Linked DNA regions of Homo sapiens: region 1 is linked to region 2. Evidence: chromatin contacts called from ENCODE Hi-C or POLR2A ChIA-PET data. All regions are on one chromosome and are shown on one strand. The core of a region is the stretch at or near the end of the contact, and the rest is flanking DNA. Distances in the headings are between cores, read along the strand shown.

Region 1 (3,959 bases), core at 1,137-3,636, 120 kb after region 2:
AACCCTGTCTCTGCTAAAAACACAAAAAATCAGCCGGGCAGTGTGGTGGGCACCTGTGATACCAGCTACTCCGGAGGCTGAGGCAGGAGAATTGCTTGAACCCATGAGCCGGAGGTTGCAGTGAGCCAAGGTTGCACCATTGCACTCCAGCCTGGGCGATAAGAGCAAAACTCCATCTCAAAAATAAAACAAAACAAAAATACAGGCTCAGGTGAGATTCCCTGTGGGCCCCTGCCCTCAGCTTATTTTAATTTGTATCTTTTTCCTGCAATAAACCATAACTTTGATTATAACCACTTTCAGTAAGTGCTGTAGGACTTTCTAACACCTGAATGTGGTCTTGGAGACCCTTGAACCTGCAACTGGCATCAGAAGTGGAAGTGGTTTTGAGGACCCCAAACTTTGTAGTTTTTCTACAATGTCATTTAATCCTCAAAAACCAAAGAAGCGGGTGTTAGTCCCACCTCACAGACAAAGACACTGAGTAGCTTAGAGGGCCATCACTTGATCATGATCCCATATCCAGTGGGTAGAGGAACTGGGGTTAATCACCAAGCTATGCACCAGTGAAACTCTCATTGGGTGCAGAGTAATACTGCCTCCATCTGCTACCCTGAGAGTGACAGGCAAGTGAATAGAGGGCCTCACTCATTGCTGATGCTTGGAACAGTAACCCATGCCATGAGAGGATAGGGGAGACCTTAGAAAGTGCTCTAGTACGGAGAAAATATGATGCTGTAGAGATGCTGGGTGGTATCATGACCTTACCATCTCCAACTCTGAGACAGGCCACCTAGGACAGAGACACCCACAGCAGCCCTGAAACCCAAACCTGAGCCCTTTCGTGGTCAGAGCCAAACCAGTCATCAGGAGCAGGAGGCTGGTCAGCAGTGATGCAATGCCTCCTGGGACAGAACATTCCACTGAGAGGGAGAGGCCGGCAGAGGGGCTGCGTCAGGGGAGCAAGGAGGCAGGTGCCCAGAGAGAGGGAGAGGTAAAGCAGGAGTGGGCAGATGGGGCAGTCAGCAGCACATCTGCCCCCAAGATGGGGATGGGGTCCATCTGCTCAGCACCACTGCCTGCCAGGATGGGGTCGGGGGAGGGGGGCAGGAAGGAGGCTGCACACGCAGCAGATTCCACCCCCAGCACAGAGGCCAAGCTGTGGCTGTCAATCCTGCCTCCCGTCTCAGAGAACTGGCGTGACCAATGCTCTCAGCTTCCTATACACACGCCACCCCAGCTATATGCCATACAATTGGTTTTACAAGAGCAACAGATTTAACGCTGCCTCCCCGCAATAGCTTTGTGAGCTCTGCAGCCCCTGAAATACACAACCAAGCAAGATGTCACACCTAAAATCCAGGTTGATGTGCTCTGTTTCTGTATTTTTTTAAAGCCTGCACCTCTGCAATTGTTTTCCATTTTATGTTATACATGTACACAAAACAGAAGACAAATCTGGCCAATCAGATTGTCTTGCTTTTGCTTTATCCTTAAAGTTCATCAATCTAAATAATACCTAGTTATAAGGGATATTTAGCAAATAATTGTTTAGGAGAAAGATTTTTAACATAGAAGTAACTGAGAAACATAGGATTCCTAATAATAGTAATGTGAATTTATCTGGGACTTTTAAAACATCCTTCAGGGAACAAGCACCGAAACAGGCGTTATTGACCTACAGGTCCCCCACAAGGGTCCATGGATGGGTTTCAGGATGTTCATAAAAACCATGAAATTGAAACTGTTTGCAAAGTCATATAAGCGCACGCTCCAGAGTAATTTTTCTGAGGTGAAAGTCCAAAGCTTTCATCAGCCTTTGAAAGGGATCTCTGATTCCAAAATGTTAGCACCACTAGTACACTCAACTCTGGCACATTCTTGGTCTCATTTACTCCCGAGTCATTCTTGTGAATTACACAGGGTGAGAATGATTAACCTGCTGTGTAGATGGGAAAGAGCTATGATCATCCAAGTTCATGGAGTGGTGTCACTTGCTTAATAGAGCTCAGTGACAGTGTTTATCACAGTCCACTTTGCAGTAACTTGGCAATCCACACGTTTCTCTACCCAAAACTTTAAACTCCTTGAGGACTGGGACTCCTCCTCGAAGACCTGACACATGGTAGGCATGCAGTCAGAGCCCAAGCAGTCAAGTTCCTGAGGGGGATGCAGGCAGACCAGGATCAAGGTTTCCAGGCACTGCCTCAAGAAACCTGGTACACTTACAGTAGGTGCCGGATAAAGCATCTCCTGTGATAATGGTGATCCTGCCTTCCTTGCCTACTGTTCTCATTCCCCAGATGATTCATCCCCAGATGAAGTGAAAACATCTGCTTTGGCTTCAGAGAAAGAATGTCCCCTCCCTGAGTCTTGTGCCAGACCTCCACCAGGGCAACGATATGGCCCAGCACGCCCATGGCTGCAGGGATATTACTGGGCCTGTCAAGGTGACTCTTTGTGGGGAGAAGCCAGGGAGTCAATGCTTCTCCCCACTCACAGTGCTAACGTGATTCAAGTCAATGGTTCCTGCTCTGTCTCCAGAAACAGAACTGAGAAAATCTTGACGAAGCACTCTCAGGAAATAGCAGGTAAGAGGTGAGGCCCCAGGAAACATCTTCAGACTTCCTCTCTCAACAAAGAAGTCACAATTTTGCTGAAAGGCTACTTCAGTTCTGCAGCTCCCAGCTTGGAGCAATTTCAACCTGAGCAGCCTGCAACCTGTTGGAGCAGATGTTTTACAGGTAGTCTGGTGTGGTGTATTCTGAAGCATCACTAGCTTGAAGGTCCAGCATCACAGCATCAGTTTTGTTTTGTTTGGTCATTTGTTTTACCACTGCCACAGAGACAAACGGGTTCTGCACACACACTGGCAGACGGGATTTGTTTGTCTCTTTTGATGGCTAAGTATTGACTTCAGAATACAAGCCCTGAAGTCAATAGACCTGACTTGGACCCTGGCTTGGTCTCTTACCCGGTAACTTTTGGCTAGTAATGTAACCTTTCTGAGCCTCAGTTTCTGCAGAGTTGTTTAGAATAGTAGAGTGTTTAGAATACAGTGTCTGTCATCTACTAACAAATGAATACTATTATTATTTAGACATGGAAGAAAAGATAAGCCTATAATTGAAGTAAAACTCAAGCCCAACACTTAAGGAATTTCATATGAACTGAAAATCACAATAATTCTGCCTTCCCTGTGCACTGCCACAGAGGAAGGGCCGTGCTCATCTGTACAACAGGGTTAAAAAACCTCAACAATAAAGACCCATAACCCAATTAAAAATAGGCAAAGGATTTGAATAGATGTGTCTCCAGAGAAGACATGCAAATGGCCATTAAGCACATGAGAAGATGTTCAACATTGTTAGTCACTAAGGAAATGCAAATCAAAACCACAATGAGTTTCCCCTTCATATCCACTAGAATGGCTGAAATCAAAAAGATGATAATAAGTGCTGCAAGAATGTGGAAAAATTGGAATCCTCATTCATTGTTAGTGGCATTGGTGTAAAATGGTGTAGCCACGTTGGAAAACAGTTTGGATGCTCCTCAAAATGTTACATCTGAAGTTACCATATGACCCAGCAATTCCACTCCTACATTATCCCATTTATATGAAATGTCCAGATGAGGCAAATCCACACAGACAGGAAATAGTTTAGTGGTTGCCAGAGGATGAGGGAAGGGGAAAGGGAAGGGATGGGGAGTGACTGCTAATGGGTACGCAGTTTCTTTTGGGGGTATAAAAATATTCTGGAATTAGTGGTGATGAATTACAGCTCTGTGAATATATAACCGTTTACTTGTATATTTTTAAATGGTGAATTTCATGATATGTGACTTACATCTCATCAAAGCTGTTATTAACAAAACAGTACCCACCTCCTACCTTATAGGGTTGCTGGGATGATTTTTTTTTTTTTTTTTTTAGATGGAGTCTCGCTCTGGCGCCCAGG
Region 2 (3,998 bases), core at 1,350-3,849:
GACAGGTTTGGGGAGGAGATGCCCCTGGGGACACAGAGATGCAGCCTACACAGGAGCCCTGGCTCTGTGGCTATAGAAGAAGCCAGCTGTTAAAAGGCCAAGCTTTGGGCAACATAAGCAGGGCTGTGTTATCCACTTTCAGAGCCAACTGCCAGCCCTGGGGTAGGGGGACCAGGGAAGGGAAGGATGGGTAGGGGGAGGGAAGGTGGTGGGCGGGTAGGGTGCTCCCTGGCACTGCTCCAAGGACCCACCCTGCTCCTAGAGCCAGCCAGCTGTGCCAGTCCTCATGGTACTTGGGCAGAGGTACCATGGGTTGGTACCTGGGCAGTGTGTGACTGGGCAGAGACTTAGGACTCAGGTCTCTGTTGCTCCAGCAAGTCCCAGAAGTGAGCAACAGATAACTTAGTCCTTCAACTAACATTCACTGGTATCTGCTCTGTAGTGGGGATACCAGTGTGCACAGGGGAAGCAGGATACACTTCTTGACCTTGGAGACTCAATGACTACTGCAGAGGCAAATCTATAAACAGATAACAAGGAAACATGATAAGGGCTATAAAAGAGGGGCCTCTTGGGAGGCCAAGGCTGGCAGATCACGAGATCAGGAGATCGAGACCATCCTGGCTAAAATGGTGAAACCCCGTCTCTACTAAAAATACAAAAAATTAGCCAGGCGTGGTGGCGGGCACCTGTGGTCCCAGCTACTCGGGAGGCTGAGGCAGGAGAATGGCGTGAACCCGGGAGGCGGAGCTTGCAGTGAGCCAAGATGGCACCACTGCACTCCAGCCTGGGTGACAGAGTGAGACTCCGCCTCAAAAAAAAAAGAAAAAAAAAAAAGAGGGGCCTTTGTGTGTGTGTCTGGGCTAGGGGTACAAAGTGTTCTGGGACACAGTGGGGGACCAGCAATACCTGCAGGGAGGTCAGAGAAGTCAAGGAAGGCTTCGTAAAGAAGACAACACCTAAGTAGAATGTTAAAAAAAAAAAGTCGTAGTTTCCAGGTAGACAGAAAGGGCCAAAAGGTATTCCTAGCAGTGGGAAAACCATTTACAAAATCAAGGAGCTGGAAGGGGCCTATTTGGGAACCCCCGAGGCACTGAGCATAGCTGAACCACAAATGGAGGCTGTGGGGGTGAGAAGGTGGGTGGAGAGGAGGCAAGATTAAGTAGGGTCGGTGGAGGGCCAAGCTAAGCCATACGAGGAGCCCAGGAGACAAAAACCACAGAGACCAGGCTGGCCGACCCCAAGCAAGCCTGCCTCATGGGTAGGCTCCCCTGCTGGGGGCAGGAGGATGGTAATAAGGACCATAGCTCCCCACAGGCCCATGTGGGAGATTCAGGTAGAGAAGTGACCACCCCCCACCTTGTGATTGACAGCAAGTCTCCACTCTTATTTTCTTCCCAAAAACCTCTGGCACGCACAAGGCACACATCAAATGCACAGATGGGAAAACCGAAGCAACAGAAGGTAAACATTTGCCTACATCTCAGAATGAGTTCATTGTGGATTTGACCCAGGAACTCAAGGTCCTGATTCCCAGCATGGAGATCTGTCCCTGAGCCAGAAAGCTCTGTTCTTCCTAGGCTTGCATACAGTGATGGTGAGAGATCTCACGGGCAAACGGGGCACACCTTTTGCACCCCTCCTCCCTAGGCCGCTCCTTATCAGACAGGTTTGAGGGGAAGTTCCCAAACTGCCAGAGAGAATCAGCACTTCCCAGTCAGGCTTTGTTCCCTCCTGGCTGTGGTCATCCGTTTGGGGTAACCCCAAAGAATAAATGCTGGAGAGGTTTATTTCCCCCAACAATCCAAAGAGCAGGGGCCCCACCCTAGAGCTCTCTATTGTCAGGTGGGTGTGGCAGGGCACTCAGGTAGTAGAGATGATGGTGGCCTCCTCCTTGGCCTGTGAACACTGGTTCCTGGAAGTTCAGCCACTTAACAGAGAAATTTGAAAAACAGAGCTTGAAAATAAACCCAAACAAAAATTCATGAACTCCAGCCAGCATACTCACTCTCAGGTGGCTGGGCAGGTGTGAGCAAGGATCAGGCCTTCGGACACTGGGAGGTGTTGCCCCAACATCAGGAACCAGTTCACACAGACCAGAAGCCATCCCAGTGTCCCCGCTCCCACTATGCTCTTCTCCAATGTTGGGCTGTGAGCTCCCTAAGGATTTTTCCAACACCTCTCAGTACCTCTGTACTGTCCCTCAGGAGAATTATTCCAGAATATAGAGTCAAGTAGAACAATCTCCCCAGATAACCTGGAATGCTCTCTCCAGCCTAAGGACAGAGCATGTTTTTTTTTTTTTTCTTTCTGCCTTGGCTCCCAGGAGGCTTCTAGTCACATCTCTTGCTGTATGAGCCCTTACAGACCATATATTTGCTGCCTCCAACTTTCTTCAATCCTTGTTTATAATTTTTTGTTGTCTTAATCTGGACACATGGCATCATGTATGTGCAACATCTCTACTCCATGTTGGAAACAGGTGGCAGGCAAGTCAACAATCTAGTTTCACTCAGGAAGGAGAGGTCACAAGTGCAATCCGGCTAGCATTTTGGGGCTGTGGGAAATCCCCTTTTGATCACTCCCCTTTGTCCCCAAGTCCCCTGAGAGCAGAAAGCAAGCTGCTTCTCTTTCTTCTCCTCCCTGAAACAGGAGGAACTTGAGCAGCCCCCGGGGCCCTCCTTCCTCTCTTGCCCTCAGACTCAGCTCCCCTGGAATATTCTCCCAAGTGAGAAGAAGGAAGAAACAGTATTTCTCTGGGTATAGTGCTGTGGGTGGAGGCCTTTCTTTACTTTCCAGGGAGGAGAGGTACTGGAGAAATCAGTTTCTGGAATTTAACAATCAGGAATTCAGCCATAGGTAACTGCAGTATTGCTAAATTAGACTTTCTAATTTATCCAAGCAGCTCTGGGCAGACCCAGAGTCTAGAGGCTTTAGGGAGAGGCAGGAACAGGAGGTAGGCAGTGGAGAATAGTGGCTAAGAGTGTGGTTTGACAGTCATGTGGACCTGGGTTTGAATCCCAACTCTGCCACTTACTGGTCGTCTGACCCTTGACAAACCACTTTGTCTCTCGGAGCCTCATTTTCCATCTATGAAATGGGGAGAATAACAGTACCTGCTTCTCCAGTTGTGAAGAGGCCAAGAGACAGTGCCCCTATGGAGTACACTAAGTGTGCCATGCAGGGGGACTCAGGAATCAGCAGGGCCGAGCTGACAGCAGTAGTGTCTTGTGGAAGAGGGAGAGAAAGTGTGTGTGACCCCAGAGTTCCTCGCTGACAGCAACGCGGCCCTGGGCAGTGGCCCTGTTCCTTGTTTCTCCTCTGAGTAAGGATTGCTGACTCCACACAGCTCTCTGTCTTCAGCAGCAGGGCTTCCATCAGATCTCGAGGAGCTGTTTAATAACCACAACACTTCCAGCCATTAACAAAGATAAAGACAGCATTGGAAAATTGACTTTTGCCTGAGCACAGTAAGTACGAACCCAACTAAAAATCATAACACATGCTCCCAAACCCAGTTCGATGACTGTGACACGCTCCCACCCCCATCCTTCGCCGCCTCCCCCACCCACCAGCTGCCACCAGCCCCTTCTGCCATGGCCATGCTGGTCTCCTTTTCTCTGCCTCCTACTGTCAAGCCTTTTTCACACTAAAGTGCCCCTACCTTCAATGGCCCTACCACCCAGTAAAATAAATGCTGCTTCTATTCCAGGAGCTACTGGGGAAGTCCCTGGTTGACATCTAGGGCAGTGTTTCTCTAAGTGTCATCGGTGGACTGCACCTGCATTGAATTACCCCCCAGGCTTGCTAAGATGCAAATGCCTGGGTCCTCCCCGTGACCTAATGAGTCAGAATCTCCATGGGGGCGCCAGGAATATGCATTTTTAGCAAGCTCACCAGGTGCGGCTGATGCACCCAAAGCATGAGAATCCATGATTTCTCTTGAGTCCCTTGCTGAGTGCCAAAGTCCAGCTAGGACCAGACCTGGAAAATTCACA

Evidence for each region. Hi-C counts contacts between places; a loop is a spot of excess contacts on that map. ChIA-PET counts read pairs that join two places held with the same protein, here RNA polymerase II (POLR2A). Pooled maps may share reads with other maps.
Region 1: a pooled map shows a loop between it and region 2 (2.1-fold over the local background). The contact joins two enhancer-like sites. A Hi-C loop is called at or near these places in 1 of 50 pooled maps. POLR2A ChIA-PET finds 5 or more read pairs at or near these places in 4 of 52 experiments (OCI-LY7, WTC11, activated T-cell and 1 more).

What each region holds. Positions count from the first base shown.
Region 1 is chr10:110,723,084-110,727,042 of GRCh38, reverse strand. The region is part of intron 1 of RBM20 (RNA binding motif protein 20); the gene reads right to left. Among named protein-coding and RNA genes, the nearest start is that of RBM20, 81 kb to the right of the region's middle. Within about 2 kb of position 2,386, at least 2 of the 41 ENCODE cell types and tissues checked have a DNase peak (open chromatin) inside an H3K27ac peak, as active enhancers do; they include OCI-LY7, where a contact is called at or near this core.
Region 2 is chr10:110,841,797-110,845,794 of GRCh38, reverse strand. No RefSeq gene overlaps it. Among named protein-coding and RNA genes, the nearest start is that of PDCD4-AS1, 27 kb to the left of the region's middle. RefSeq lists enhancers at 1,898-2,057, 2,418-2,467, 2,618-2,677, 2,688-2,757, 2,828-2,887 and 2 more. Within about 2 kb of position 2,599, at least 10 of the 41 ENCODE cell types and tissues checked have a DNase peak (open chromatin) inside an H3K27ac peak, as active enhancers do; they include OCI-LY7, where a contact is called at or near this core.